2 separate regions of the Homo sapiens genome follow, and region 2 is linked to region 1. The links are chromatin loops, found by intact Hi-C in ENCODE. Cell type or tissue: PC-9. All regions are shown on one strand. Each heading gives the region's core, and the rest is flanking DNA. Links, peaks and the distances in the headings are about the cores only. Region 1 holds the start of LOC124902525 (a long non-coding RNA gene). Region 2 overlaps JAKMIP3 (Janus kinase and microtubule interacting protein 3).

The links. A loop is a pair of places that touch in the nucleus more often than their neighbours do. Peaks named below come from ENCODE experiments on the same cell type or tissue, not always from the same donor. Only the 100,000 strongest peaks of a DNase experiment are listed, where the experiment ranks them.
Region 2: a loop joins it to region 1, with 2.8 times the contacts of the local background. A loop is called at or near these places in 1 of 110 quality-filtered maps.

The regions. Positions count from the first base shown.
Region 1 is chr10:131,995,743-132,000,122 of GRCh38, forward strand. LOC124902525 (a long non-coding RNA gene) reads left to right here and starts at 599. Exons shown (of 2, transcript XR_007062339.1): 1 at 599-629. RefSeq lists an enhancer at 288-1,274. In PC-9, for the core only: no CTCF peak of the experiment used is centred there; a DNase peak (open chromatin) is centred at 2,179; H3K4me3 peaks cover 844 bases; H3K27ac peaks cover 1,407 bases.
Region 2 is chr10:132,094,441-132,098,820 of GRCh38, forward strand. All of the region lies in intron 1 of JAKMIP3 (Janus kinase and microtubule interacting protein 3), which reads left to right. Among named protein-coding and RNA genes, the nearest start is that of JAKMIP3, 31 kb to the left of the region's middle. In PC-9, for the core only: no CTCF peak of the experiment used is centred there; DNase peaks (open chromatin) are centred at 691 and 1,991; H3K4me3 peaks cover 195 bases; H3K27ac peaks cover 2,614 bases.

The sequences.
Region 1 (4,380 bases), core at 120-4,119:
GATCATAAAGACAGCTCAGCTTCTCCTTTGCCTTATCTGGGCCCCACAATGTTCTGAGCACTTGCCATTGAATGACCCGTTTAACACTGTCCAGGACTCATGCAGGCAGGAATTATACTGTTCTTTTTTTACAGAGTGGCGCATCCGTTTTATTGAGGTAAAATGGATTTTTGTACATTCACTCCATGACTGAACTGAAAAGATATCCACCACCCACATAATAGGCAAAGGATTAGTAACGGAATATGCAAATGGATCTAAAAATCACAGTAAATGTACAAACAACACAATCTTTTTTTTTGTTTGTTTTTGAGACAGGGTCTGGTTCTGTCGCCCAGGCTGGAATGCAGTGGTGTGATCTCAGCTCACTGCAACCTCGTTCTCCTGGGCTCAAGCAGCCATCCCACCTCAGCTACCTGAGTAGTTGGGACTACAGGTGCACCCCTCTGTGCCCAGCTAATTTTTTTTTCTTTCTTTCTTTCTTTTTTTTTTTTTGTAGAGACAGGGTCCCACCATTTTGCCCAGGCTGGTCTCAAACTCCTGAGCCAAGTGATCCACCTGCCTCAGCCTCCCAAAGCACTGGGATGACAGGCGTGAGCCACCATACCCGGCCCCAGCAGTACAATCTGGTAAGTCGAAAAAGAACTGGCACCTCATGAAAACAGAGAAATGGCCAATGAACTGAAAAGACGCGCAGCCTTAGCAGCCGCAGGGACGTCATGCTGAAGCAATGAAGCCCTTCCTCCTCTCCGGCTGTGCTCACTGCTGGGAACTGGCAGCTCAGGGGTCTCGGTCCTGCCTGCTTCCCCTCCACGGCCCCTCGCTGCCTGTAGCTCCTCACGCCTTAGTCCAGCTCCATCTGCTCATTCCCTGGAGTGCACCCTCAGCTGCCTTGTCCCTCTCACCCAGTTGGCCAAGCCCAGCTGGGCACCGGGCCTGCACCCAAGCTGCCAGGAGTGGAAAGAGAGGAGACACAGCCATGTGGATTGGTTTCATTTTAAATTCATGGCCACCAGCTCAAGTGGACACTTGTTGACTGCTACATTTCCCCAGCCTGGTACCACCCAAACATGTCCTCGTGTCCTGGCACACAGAGAGGGCAGAGCTGGGATCACACTGCCTGCCCCTCTAAATGAAAGGTTGCTGAGCAGAGCGGGAAGCTGCACCTTTGCAGGCAGGTCAAGGACCTGGCTTCTGGGACCCAGGGGGACCCCATGTGAAGGGGAGTGGGGCTGGGCTTGTCTAGAATCTGCCTGAAGTGGGGACCTGGAAGAGTGAAACTGAAGGAGGCTGGAAGTATTCACCCGAAGGCAGAGAGACTCCAGACCCCGAAAAAGTGGCCCAAGAGGGACAGTCAGCTTTGGTCACCTGGGAGCCCAAGCAGTGTGTAGGCAGCAAAGACCCCCGGCCCTTGCCGCTGGCCTTTGGGCTGTCCCCAGAGGGTCAGGAGCTACAACTGGAGAGGAAGTGGGCAGAGCCCAGGCTGGAGCAGGAGGCATTTCAACTCAGAGTAAAGTTGGGAGTTTTGATGGTTACACCGGCCAGGACACAAAAATTACTTCAGTGAGACCAAATCGAAAATGGGCATGAAAACGGGGCCAGATTTTCACCCGGTGGTGGGTGTGGGGTGGGGAAGAACACTGGGGGAAGGAACAATACAAGTGATTTGTTTCTCTTCTATTAATAACTCGCAAAGCTGCAAAAGTGGGTGGGGGCTTATTCAAATGAATGTAATTCTTCTGTTACCTTCAAACATCAGTGACACTATATGCACAGGGGACCATCAGGGGGCGGGCGCTGGAGGGGTAATTCTTCCACCTCTGTGGCACCCAGCTGTGCGCCTGCAGACTGATCTGTCTCCCTCCCTCTTGCAGGAAAACACTTTTCTATGAATTCACAATGATATTTGTACTATGCTGGGGCTATTGTTAGGAGTTGGTATGATGAAATATTCCGCATTGTAAACAGTGTGCACACAAACATGTCTCGAGTGTGTACTTGTACTTTGCTGGTGAGTGGAAAGCAGAGGGTGATCTTTGAAAAGAGGCTGGACTGCTTGCTGGAAAACCTTCAAAACAGGAAGCAGCCACTAGATTCAAGTCACATTCCTGCCGGAGGCTAGACGTGATCCCCCAGGCCGGAATCCCAGCAGTGCTGGGCGGGCGTGTTTATTTGTCCTTGGGTACATGAAGCAATAGCTCCGTTGCTCCTCCGTGAGAGATTGCAGAATGTTCTGGCTGGAATAACCAGTCAAGGTAGTGTCAGAAGACAGAGTTACAGCAGATCTAGTTTAGAGGCCTTCATTGGCTTGCGTTTGCTCTTCTAGAATGGGCAACACCTCGTTCGATAAAATAGAGAAAAGGGCCGAGGAAAGCAGAAACCAGAACAGAAAGCTGATTGGTCTTTTCACAGTTAAAGGTTTAAGCAGAGGGCTTCCCTACTGTGCTAGCTGAAACTGGCCTGTTTGGGGATTTGGCTACGATCTCCTTCTCTCCTGATTTCTTAGAAGCTCAAACAATTTTCTCTTGGTGGTGTGGAAACTCAGCGCAAACAACCCTGTTTGGGTTTGGTCTGTTGGGCTTAGTGCGGGAGCCCTGCCCAAAGCCAGTGCCTCCTGTCAATTTCACTGCACACTGACATGGGACCAACATGCCTAACACTCGTCTGTCCCGTGGACCCTGTCTCTTTCATTTTTTTATTTTTAGTTTTTAGAGACAGGGTCTTGCTCTGTCTCCTAGGCTGGAGCGCAGTGGTGCAATCACAGGTCACTGCAGCCCTGACCTCCTGGGCTCAAGGGATCCCCTCTTCTCAGCTTCCCAAGGAGCTGGGACTGCAGGCATGTGCCACCAGGCCTGGCTAATTTTTTATTTTTTGTAGAAACAAGTTCTCACTATATTGCCCAGGCTGATCTCAAACTCCTGGCCTCAAGTGATCCTCCCACCTAGGCCTCCCGAAATGTTGGTATTACAGGCATGAGCCGCTACACCCGGCTCTGTCTCTTTCAAAGCACAAGTCCACAGTTTTGCTGACACGTGGTGGCGATGGGGAAAGGTCAGCAGGGAGTAGAGAAGAGAACACAGGCTTTTGCCACTGTGTGAGGTGGCAGTGGGAGAGTCTGCAGATAGCAGGGGAGCAGAAAGCAGGGGACAGCTAGGGCTGGTATCTGGGCTCTGCTACTAAGAAGCTGTGTCACTTGGAGAAGCGACTCACCTCTGTGAAGGTCCCCATCTTTAAAATGAGGGTGACCACAACAGCACTGCCCTCTGAGGCTGCCATGATTCCGTGAGTTCACGAGGGCACTGCATTTGGTGCCTGGCAAATTACAGTGCTTGGTGGGTGGTGCCTGTGCCTGACACTCCTGCCCTGTGTTGTTACCTCCTAATAGCCAGCGAGGGGAGGTGTGCTTTCCTTATCTCGCACAGGAGGGGACTGAGGCTCAGATAGTCCATGGCCACATGAACTGGGACTCGGAAACAGGCCCTCATGGCTGTAAGTGCTGGCCTCATTTCGCGTTGCGTCACCAAAAACAGACAGGATCAGTGATCAGCTAGAGGGGCCAAGCAGGGGCAGGAGGGTGGGAAGAGTGGTCCCTCCAAGGGGACCCAGAAAATGCCAGTGTGACAGCCCTCGGGGCCCCTGGCTGGGCAAGTGGAAGACAGAGCACTGGCTGGAGCCGAGAGCTGGCAGGACTGAGCCTTGGCCTCCGCAAGAGCCCCAGCAAAAGCCAGCCCGGCACAACAGCTTTGCCCCTCGGTGGAAGCCCCCAGGCTGCGTCTGGAGTGGCAGAGCTCGCATTCCAAGCTCAGAGACACTGTCTCCAAGAGCCCTGCGCTTCTAGCCGAGCCCTTTCCCTGGGTCAAAGGAGAATGGTGGAGCTCTTTTGGGGTACACTGAGGGGGCCCAGGCCAGGCTTTGTAGGGAAGGCCCTGATGACCAGTAACTCATGAGGACTAAGCTCTGATTTTTTTATCTTGCCCAAATTCCTATCTTAGGGGTCTGGGGAGTCATGCCCTACAAACCGTAAGTTCTCATGGGATGGGTTTTATTTAACCCTATATATTGTGACTTACTTTCCAAGCTGACTCTGGTATAACATTACGAGACAAAGAAGAAAATCAAAATATTTTATCCCAAAACATGTTTCTCTGCCATATCTTGAAATGGCCCTGCAAAGTTGTCCTTTGTGGGGGAAAATCTACATCTGTAAAGAATGGAGTATCTAGTAACATAGCTACATTTTTTTCTTCCAGGCCCTCCCAATCCTGAAGAGATTTAAAAATCTAGCACCTTTTAAAGACCTGAATAGGGCCGGGCGCGGTGGCTCATGCCTGTAATCCCAGCACTTTGGGAGGCAGAGGTGGGCAGATCATGAGGTCAGGA
Region 2 (4,380 bases), core at 213-4,212, 99 kb after region 1:
CATGGGGTGTTCCCTTGATGTAGGGCTCTGCTCCTTTTCCTATGGATGTGGCTTCCAGAGAGGTGGGCTGTAGTGATTGTTATCTCTCTTCTGGGTCCAGCCACCCAGCAAGTCTACCAGGCTCTGGGCTGGTACTGGGGGTTGTCTGCCCAGAGAGCTGTCTGTGGGCCTCTTGGACATGGACACCAGCACCTGTTCCGGTGGAGGTGGCAGGGGGTGCAATGCACTTAGCTTTGGTGGTCTAATGCTGTATTTTTGTGCCGGTTGGCCTCCTGCTGGGAGGTGGAGCTTTCCAGAGAGCATCTGCTGTGGGAGCATAGAGAGGAACCCGCGGTGAGTGGGGCCCTGGAACTCCTAAGAGTATATGCCTTTTGTCTTCAGCTACCAGGCTGGATGGGGAAGGACCATCAGGTGGGGGCGGGGCCAGTGTCTGAGCTCAGACTCTCTTGGGCGGGTCTTGCTGTGGCTGCTGTGGGGCATGGGGGTGAGATTCGCAGGTTAATGGAGTTGTGTACCTACGAGAATTATGGCTGCCTCTGCTGAGTCATGCAGGTTGTCAAGGAAGTGGGGAAAAGCCAGCAGCACAGGCCTCACCCAGCTCCCACACAAATTGAAGGGCTGGTCTCACTCCCACTGTGTCCCCCACAGCAGCCTTGAGTCTGCTTCCAGGCAGTGGGCCAGCAGGGTTGAGAACGTGCCCCAGGCTACCTGCCTCCCAGCTGTGAAAATGGGGCTTTCATTCTTCCTCTACCTGTGGAGTCTGTCACTGGATTCACACCCTCCCCCAAGTTCTGGCCAGGAGGCTTCTCCTTAGGTTGGAATTGTTACAAAGTTCAGCTGGAGGTTTCCTTCTCCCTGTGGCCTTTCCCCAGTGCCTCTGGCTGCCCTTCCAAAGGACCCCTCTGAGGTAAGGCAGAGATGGCTTCCTAGGGAACCAAGAGAGCCCACAGGGCTTTTCCCACTGCTTCCTCCGCCCCTGTATTTCGCTCGACTCAGCTCCAGGTGAGCTCAGAATCTTCTCCCGTGATCTAGACCTTCAGGTTCTGCAGTGGGGGTGTGTGTTTGGGGGTGAACGGTCCTCCTTTCCCACTTCCATAGCTTGGGCACTCACAGTATTTGGGGTGTCTCCCAGGTCCTGCAGGAGCAATCTGCTACCTTCAGAGGGTCTGGGGGTTCTCTCGGCTTTCCCGATTTATTCCTGCAGTCGTTCTGGATGCAGAAGTTCACGACACGAGACTCCACACACTTTTTCTCCATCTGAGTGGGAACTGCAATCTGGTTCTGCCTGCAATCTAGTCCCATCCACCATGATCCTCCTCCTGGGTGTTTACTATTCCTGATAGGTGTTTTTGAGCTTTGTTCTGGGACACTGCTGAGTTGTTTGGGAAGAGCATTCTCTGTGAGGCTTGCCTTCAAGATTGGGGCAGGAGTGGCCCACCACAGAGACAGTGCCTGTCTGGGTGCTCTGCCCAATGCCCTGAGTATTACAGCTCAGGCTTCCACCCATGGTAGAATCCGCCGGCATACTGTCCCATGCTGCTGTTAGGGAGAGCAGGAGGGATCCAGCTCTCTTGGGAAGCAGGTGCTGTGGTCTTGGGGGGGTCTTCCTCTGGATCCTGGTTTCCTCACCTGAAGAGCTGGGGGATCTGGCCAGGTGATCCTGACATTTCTTCCTGTGCCAGAAACCTCCCTTTTTACATTGGGAGCAGTAGACAATTGGTCTGGGCAGAAGCTAAGCTGTGTGTAAATCATGCACAATTTTGTTTTTAGTTCTGATATTTTTAAAACACTGGTACTACCACTTGGAAAACATAACATGCTCAGTGGTTTATTTTATAGAGTGATCGTTGCTGCCAATTCTTATATCTCAAAAGGGACTTCTAGTTATTAATGTGACCTAAGCCTTCCTGCCAGTAGTAACCCAGGCAGACTGAAAACCACCGGAGAGTGACTCATACAACATGTGTCTCCTTTGAAGATGGCCATGCCCTTGAGCCCTGGAGCCGACGGCTGTTTCCTTAACACGGGGTGGTGGTTACTGTACTTGGTTAGTGTAATATCTGACTTCCACCCCAGGAAGTGCACTCGCAAATTTTAAATCACACTTGTTGTGTAACTGAAATGATAATGGTAAATACAGGTGCAAGATTTTTTTCCTTGATGAAAAAGTTGTGGCTTTGGACCTGGCCGTGATTTTTTTTTTCTTTTTTAAGTTGTGGCCAGCCTTCTGCCTCTGGATAGATGGAGGGGACATACTTTTCCCTGCTCCCCCATTAGTACAATCAAAACCCTGGACATGAAATAAGAAACCAGTGTAAGAAGACTCTGAAAGGCAGGCTGGAGAAAGCGGCCGGCCAGGGACCTCAGACCCCAGGAATGACGCCATGGCAGGGTCCCTGGGTTTTCTTTTTGCCTGGGATGTCCCAGACACAGAGCTGAAGAATCCAGCAACCCAGAGCCAACTGGCTCAGACAAACCATCCCCAAGAAGAGCCTGCTTCCTCCAGCCACAGAACCAGTTAGGCAGCAGCCTCACAGCAGACATTTCCCGACATGGATGTGCAGATGGCCAAGGCACACAGGAGAGACGCCACGGCGAGGTGCTAGGGAAATGCAGACAGAAGCCATAGGGCCTGTGAGCTCACCTAGGAGAACGGCAACGTTAGAAATGGCACCACCACCAAATACAGGCAAAGGTGTCGGGAACCTGGGTCCCTCATACACGGCTGGTGGGAGGCAAGGCCCCTCTGGAGACCAGCTGGGCAATAAACATCCAGCTGCTGTAGAGCCCGGAAATGGTTCAGCGCCAGGTATCCTCCAGTGGGCGAGTGGCGAAAGATACAGTGGTGCAGCCACACCGTGGGTCACTCTGCGGCGAGAAGGGTGAACCGTGGGCCACTCCGCGGTGAGAAGGGGTGAACTGTGGGTCACCACCCAGCAGTGAGAAGGTTGAGCTGTGGGTGCCCATGGTAACCTGCGTGGCCCTCCAAGCATCACACGGACTCTCGGGAGGTCGCCTACTGTATGACTTCATTTCTATAACATTTCTGAAATGGCAAAATTATGTAGTTGGGGAGCAGATCGTGGCTTCCCATGGTTACAGAGGGGGCAGGGTAGGAGGGAAGTGAATGTGACAATAACAGGGACCCTTGTAGGGACAGGAGTGTTCCCAACCTTTGTCCCCTGGCTGTGATACTGTCCCGCTGTTTTCCAAGATGTTCTCATTGGGGGAAATAGGGAAAGGGGATGTGCGGCATCTGTATATTCTGTCTTACAACTGCATGTGGGTCTACAATTATCTCAAACTAAAAGTTTTTTTTTTTTTTTTAAGAAAAAGTCATGGCACTTCAGTGAAAATTTAGAATTTTAATGCATTTGCAGGTGATTCAGAACCTAAGCTTCCTATCACAGAGATTGCCCTTCCTTCCTTCCTTCCTTTTATTTTCTTCCCTTCCCCTTCCCCTTCCCCTTCCCCTTCCCCTTTCCTTCCCCTTCCCCTTTCCCTTTCCCATCCCCTTTCCCTTTCCTTCCTTTTCTCCCCTTCCCCTTCCCCTTCCCCTTCCCCTCCTTCCTTTTTTTTTTCTTTCTTCTTTTTCTTTTCTCTTTCTTTTTTTGAGACAAGGTCTTCCTCTGTTGTCCAGGTGGGAGTGCAGTGACATGATCACAGCTCACTGTGGCCTTGACCTCCCAGCCCCAAGCGATCCTCCCGCCTCAGCCTCCCAGGGAGCTGGGACCACAGGTGCCCACCTGGTTAATTTATTTGTTGCAGAGATGGGGTCTCCCTCTGTTGCCCAGGCTGGTCTCAGACTCCTGGGTTCAAGTGATCCTCCCACCTTAGCCTCTTAAGGTGCTGGGATTACAGGCCTCAGCCACTGTGCCCAGCCAAGATCGCCTTTCAGTACAAAGTGAAATGTGCTAGATTCAGTTCTGGAGATGAGGACTGATGGCTCACTGTCACCGTCTTAACATTTATCGATCAAAATGTGAATGTGTTGAAGTCAGTGCAGAGATTTTGTGGATGATCCCAAGCTGCTTTTCAGAAAGTCACTCATGGCACTTCCTGAGGGCTGTGTGGGTTGTTGTGGGATGAAATGGTCTCTTGTCCATCTTGAAGCATCTTTAGCGTCCATCGCAGTGGCCACTGCAGATCAGAGTGCGGACGTCCCTTAAGAGCCCTTCTAGGTATCACTGTGAGGCCAGCTTAGTGGCGTTGCTCTTCTCCTGGGTGCTGAGTGGCTGCCAGAGCCCCCAGCACCTCCACCGGGCTTCTCCCATCCTGGGCCTGGTCTTTACCGTGACCTCTGGCCACACCAGGGGCATTTGCAGTGAGGAGGGGGCTCTTTACCACAGCGCTCCTCTCTCAGAGCTGGATTTACGACAC